Linked DNA regions of Homo sapiens: region 2 is linked to region 1. The links are chromatin loops, found by intact Hi-C in ENCODE. Cell type or tissue: B cell. All regions are shown on one strand. Each heading gives the region's core, and the rest is flanking DNA. Links, peaks and the distances in the headings are about the cores only.

Region 1 (2,922 bases), core at 112-2,611:
CATGTGCCAACATGTGCAGCTAATTTTTGCATTTTTTAAAGTAAAGACAGGGTTTCACCATGCTGGCCAGGCTGGTCTTGAACTCCTGACCTCAAATGATCTGCCAGCCTTGGCCTCCCAAAGTGCTGGGATTACAGGCATGAGCCACCGCGCCTGCCCTGCCTACAATTTTTACAGCCCACACTTAGCCCCTTACTTGCTGGGTGGTGGCATCTATACATTTTGTACTGCTTTGGGCCTATTTCTTCATCTCTAAGGTTGGGATAATGACACCCACCTCATGGTGTCGTGGAGAAGCTTGCTGGGTGCACAGGACTCACATCTAGGGCAGCAGCTGAAATCTCAGCTCTGAGGCAATGGGGGGAATTGTGCAAATGCTGTTTGGGGACATTGTGTGAGCTGAGGTCACAAACTGGGGCGGTGACAGCAAGGTGAGGGTGGCAGGCTGCAAACCCCAGGGCAAGACATTGCTTGCAAGGGGAGCATTTGCCTCCTATGCAAGATTTCTGGGCATCAAGATGGGCAAAGGTGAGGGTAAAGGGATAATTCCCAGCTCCGGGAAGGACCTGCGTGAAGGTCAAAAGTCAGCAGGGTGGTTCGGCCCATCGGGGACACTGGCCAATGGACAGAGAGGTGGGTAGGGGCATTTCACGGCGTCTACACTGCAGCATCACAGAGTTACATGCTCCCATCTGCTAACAGCCCTTTCCCTTCAGACCCACAGGTGGAAAAGGCTCCCCGCAATCACTGGCATGTGGATATTATGCTAGCTATCCTTTGAGGTTTCCCTACTAGCTGCCCACACCTTTGCAAACACAGTTAATTCCTGTTATTTGCGGTAATGGTCCATAAAGCCACCACGCACACTGAATCAGTGAACGCTGAACCATGGCTCATGGGGAAATACAGGATTAGGTTTCTGTGAGCCTGTGGTCACAGCCCTTTTGTCAACGAATCAAGACATAACCTTGTTTTAGGTGTTTCTATTTAAAGAGACCTTATTTGGCCGGGTGCGGTGGCTCATGCCTGTAATCCCAGCACTTTGGGAGGCCGAGGCGGGTGGTTGGAAGTTAACTTGAGGTCGGAAGTTCGAGAGCAGCCTGGCCAACATAGTGAAACCCTGTCTCTACTAAAAATACAAAAATCAGCTGGGTGTGGCGGTGTGTGTATGTAATTCCAGCTACTTGGGAAGCTGAGGCAGGAGAATCGTTTGAACACAGGAGGCGGAGGTTGCAATGAGCCAAAATTGCACCACTGCACTCCAGCCTGGGCAAAAAGAGTGAGACTCTGTCTCAAAAAAAAAAAAAAAGACACCTTATTTAATATATGTGATGCATTCATGCACATGGAGGTCACGGCCACAGCACTATAATGCATGCCTGAATGAAGCTTATCTAACGCATGTATTTTTCCCCTAAGACACATTTCAGCCTTCTTGTGCTCAGGGACAGTAGACAGCACTTCAGCACTAACCCCTGGAAGTCATTTTAAACAGCAAAAACCACCAACAAAATGCACAAAAATGCAAAAAAAAAAAAAAAAAAAAAAGAGAGAGAGAGACAGAGATGCTAAATAGGCTACCACAAGGACACTTGTTTATGGTAAGAGAGCTGGCACAAAAAGGCAGCATCACCTTCTTTGCCCTCAGAGGGGCAGTGTGAACATCAGGTGGCTAAAAATGTTTTCACGGCTCTGTGCATGCCTGCAAATGATTGTGAAAGCACTACAAGTACTGATTTTGAAGTGACAAATAAATTTCGGTAAGTGAATTAGCAAGTAAATTTGGGGATAATGAGGATCAACTGTGGTCTCTTAAACTTCTTTCTCTCTCTCTCTCTTTTTTTTTTTTTTTTTTTTGAGACAGAGTCTCACTCTGTCACCCAGGCTGGAGTGCAGTGGGGCGATCTCAGCTCACTACAACCTCCACCTCTGGGATTCAAGCGATTCTCCTGCCTCAGCCTTCCTAAGTAGCTGGGACTACAGGCTCCCGCCACCATGCCTGGCTAATTTTTGTATTTTTAGTAGAGGTAGAGTTTCACCATGTTGGCCAGGCTGGTCTTGAACGTCTGACCTCAAATGATCCGCCTGCCTCGGCCTCCCTAAGTACTGGGATTACAGGTGTGAGCCACCGCACCTGGCCCTTAAACTTCTTGCAAATGGAGTGTGCTGTTTCTTGTTGATATCCTGATTGGTACTGGGAAGAAGTGCTTGAAGAAGAATAGTTTATGTGGGAGTCTGAGCCCCAGGGAGACTGGGGGCCTGTAACCCCCAAGCTGTAGAGTCTGTCTTGACATAAGGGAGCTGGCTGTGACACACAATGCTTCTGAGTCAGACCAATGGAGCCGATCCCCAGCTGAACTCCTACCCAGGTCTGTCATCCTGGGCAGATGGCTCTCTTTTTTGCCCATGCGTTTTTCTGTCCAGTGGCCATAATTGACCCAATCTCCATTCTCTTGTTTTGGGGACTCATTCAGATCCTGGTCCCTGCTTGAGATGTGGAGCATGACAGGTTGAAATCTTGCTTTACCCATCTCTGGCTGTGTAACCCTGGGAAAATGAGAAGAAAAATGAGCTTCATTTTCTTCTCTGCTAAACGTTGGTGCTTAGGTCCATACAATTGGCTGGCTTTGCCAAAAGGATACCAACATTTGTGAAGGCCATTCTCAGCATATACACTGTGAGCTCCACGACGGAGGGACACATCCTTGCTGTATCCCTGGCGCCTCACACAGCCTCTGACACAGAGCAGTTGCTTAGGAGATACCTGTGGCTGTAATGCACATTCTTTCTGTATGTGTGCAACACCCTGGATCTTCCTGGGAAGAGCAGATAAGAATCACAGCTCAGTGTGAGGGGTCCTGTGATGGCGGGGTGTCCAAGAGCCTACTGGAAAAGCAGAAGGACCTGAACCAGAGCCACACC
Region 2 (2,922 bases), core at 183-2,682, 150 kb after region 1:
TTGTCATAATTTGTTCCCACCTCTCCAATTGTTTTTTGACTTAGAAAATTCTTCTGCATCATTGCTAGAAATATATCATCCTTCATAAGTATTTCCATCTTATTTCACATCTGTTTTTGCTTATTGCTTCCTTTTGTAATTAGATCTATTTTTATTTTTAATTTAATGTTTTAATTTCTGTTTTGATTGACAAAAATCATTGCATTCTTGTGGGGTGCAGTAAGATGTTATTTTATTTTTATTTCTATTTTTATTTTTTATTATACTTCAAGTTCTGGGATACATGTGCAGAACACGTAGGTTTGTTACATAGGTATACACGTGCCATGGTGGTTTGCTGCACCCATCAAGCCGTCATCATCTGCATTAGGCTATCCCTCCGCTAGCCCTCCACCCACCGACAGGCCCCGGTGTGTGATGTTCCCCTCCTTGTGTCCGTGTGTTCTCATTGTTCAACTCCCACTTGTGAGTGAGAACATGCAGTGTTTGGTTTTCTAGCAATCCCATTACTGGGTATATACCCAAAGGATTATAAATCATTCTACTATAAAGACACATGCACACGTATGTTTATTGCAGCACTGTTCACGATAGCAAAGACTTGGAACCAACCCAAATGCCCGTCAATGGTAGACTGGATAAAGTAAATGTGGCACCTATACACCATAGAATACTATGCAGCCATAAAAAAGGATGAGTTCATGTCCTTTGCAGGGACATGGATGAAGCTGGAAACCATCATTCTCAGCAAACTAACACAGGATAAGATGTTATTTTATATGTATTCATTGTAGAATGATTAAAGGAACCTAATTAATGTATCGGTCACTTCATACACTTATCATGTCTTTGTGGTTGAGAACATTTAAAATCTATGATACTAGCACTTTGGAAATATATAATACATTATTCTCAACTAAAGTCATCATGCTGTGCAATAGATTACTAGAACCCATTCTTGCTAACTTTATATCCTTTATCTAATGTCTCCGCTTTCTGCATCCACCCCACCCCATACTCCAGTCCCTGGTAACCACTGCCTTACTCCTCTCTATCCCTATGAGTTTGATTATTTAGATTCTGCATATAAATGAGAATATGCAGATCTATATTTTAAAGCAGTAATCTACTGCCATCTTGTGGAAGATACTCTTTTGCACTCACAACCTACAATTGAATACAAACTAAAATTACATTCAACTTAAGATCTTTTTCGTAAGCATATTTGGATCCATTTATACTTAGATAGGAATGAAATTATGGCTTTAAATACTGTTTCTTCTACTGCTAAAAAAAGCGTATTTTAATTTTTTTACTTTTAAGTTCAGGGGTACATGTGCAGTTTTGTTACATAGGTAAACACGTGTCATGGGGGTTTATTGTACAGATTATTTCATCACCCAGGTATTAAGCCTAGTACCCATTAGTTATCTTTCCTGATCTCCCTCCTCCCACCCTCCACCCTCCAGTTGGCCCCAGTGTGTTTTTCCCTTCTCTGTGTCCGTGTGTTCTCATGATTTAGCTCCCACTTGTAAGTGAGAACATCTGGTATTTGATTTTCTGTTCCTGTGTTAGTTTGCTAAGGATAATGGCCTCTAACTCCAACCATGTTGCTGCAAAGGACATGATCTTGTTCTTTTTTATGGCTGCATAGTATTCCATGGTATATATGTACCACATTTTCTTTATCCAGTCTATCATTCATGGGCATCTAGGTTGACTCCATGTCTTTGCTATTTTGAATAGTGTTGCAATGACTATACGTGTGCATGTGTCTTTATAATAGAATGATTTATATTCCTATGGGTATATACCCAGGAATGGGATTGCTGGGTTGAAGGATATTTCTGTCTTTAGATCTCTGAGGAATTGCCACACTGTCTTCCACAATGGTTGAGCATTTATTTGCAGATGTTTGCCACTTTAATTTTGAATTTCTGACTCACGTCAGTAATTTATTTCATATCTTTTCTTTCATAAGTTTGTTTTAGATTTTCATTATTCAAATCTTACCTGGTATCCATTTCCTTTCTAATGCTGTAATTGGTGTTGAGAAGGGCATGGGAGTAACATGCACCCAGGAAGCCACAGCAGATGTGTATGTGTGTTCCGTATATATGTGTGTATGTGTCTATGTGTGTGTGTGTGTTTATGTGTGTGTGTGTGTGTATGATGCTTCAGAGTGAGAAGAAGTTTCAGACAAAGAGATCCTGAGTTACATATTCCAAATGACAACACAAAATATGAACGTCAGATGTGTATATGTGTTCCGTGTGTATGTGTGTGTGTGTGTTTCTTTAGGGTGAGAAGTTTCAGACAAAGAGAACCTGGGCTATGTATTCCAAAAGATAACTCATCATATGAACATCAGAACTCAAGGCCACAGCAGGAAACAAAGAGGAAGTTCATTGCAATTCATGGGGCGCCTTTGCAACCAAATTAATAAAGTGCAAATGCAACATCTGGACAGAAGGACTCCTTGTGTCTTCAGGTTTCAGCAGCTTCCAGGCCAACTCCTTCCTCAATATCCTCTGAAACCATCTCTCATTCCTCTCCTCTTGCTTGTTTGCCTGCCACACTGGCTTACTTGTTGGACTTGAACATCTGAAAGAAGAACACGCCTCAGGGTCTTTCATTGTCGTTCCTTCTGCCTTGCATACGCTTCTGCAAGGAACATGGTGACTCCACCCTGTCTTCATTGTGGTCTCTGTTCAGTTGTCACCTTGTCTACTGGTCTTACCTGACCACCCAATAAAAAATAACACTCCATCCACATTCTCCTTCTTACCTCTTTCTTCTTTTGTTTTATAACATCACACATTCATTTTCTGGACAGTGCCTGGAATATGCCAAAATCCACTTTATATTCCTCAAATGCATGAAAGATTTTCTCATTAAAACTTTAGAATACATGCTCTCTGC

The links. Peaks named below come from ENCODE experiments on the same cell type or tissue, not always from the same donor. Only the 100,000 strongest peaks of a DNase experiment are listed, where the experiment ranks them.
Region 2: it touches region 1 in a loop (8-fold over the local background); 2 of 110 quality-filtered maps call a loop at or near these places.

What each region holds. Positions count from the first base shown.
Region 1 is chr19:15,024,160-15,027,081 of GRCh38, reverse strand. No RefSeq gene overlaps it. Among named protein-coding and RNA genes, the nearest start is that of TEKTL1, 15 kb to the right of the region's middle. RefSeq lists a silencer at 1,644-1,713. In B cell, for the core only: no CTCF peak of the experiment used is centred there; a DNase peak (open chromatin) is centred at 1,641.
Region 2 is chr19:14,870,036-14,872,957 of GRCh38, reverse strand. No RefSeq gene overlaps it. Among named protein-coding and RNA genes, the nearest start is that of OR7A17, 15 kb to the left of the region's middle. In B cell, for the core only: a CTCF peak has its summit at 1,145 (motif pointing left); a DNase peak (open chromatin) is centred at 1,107.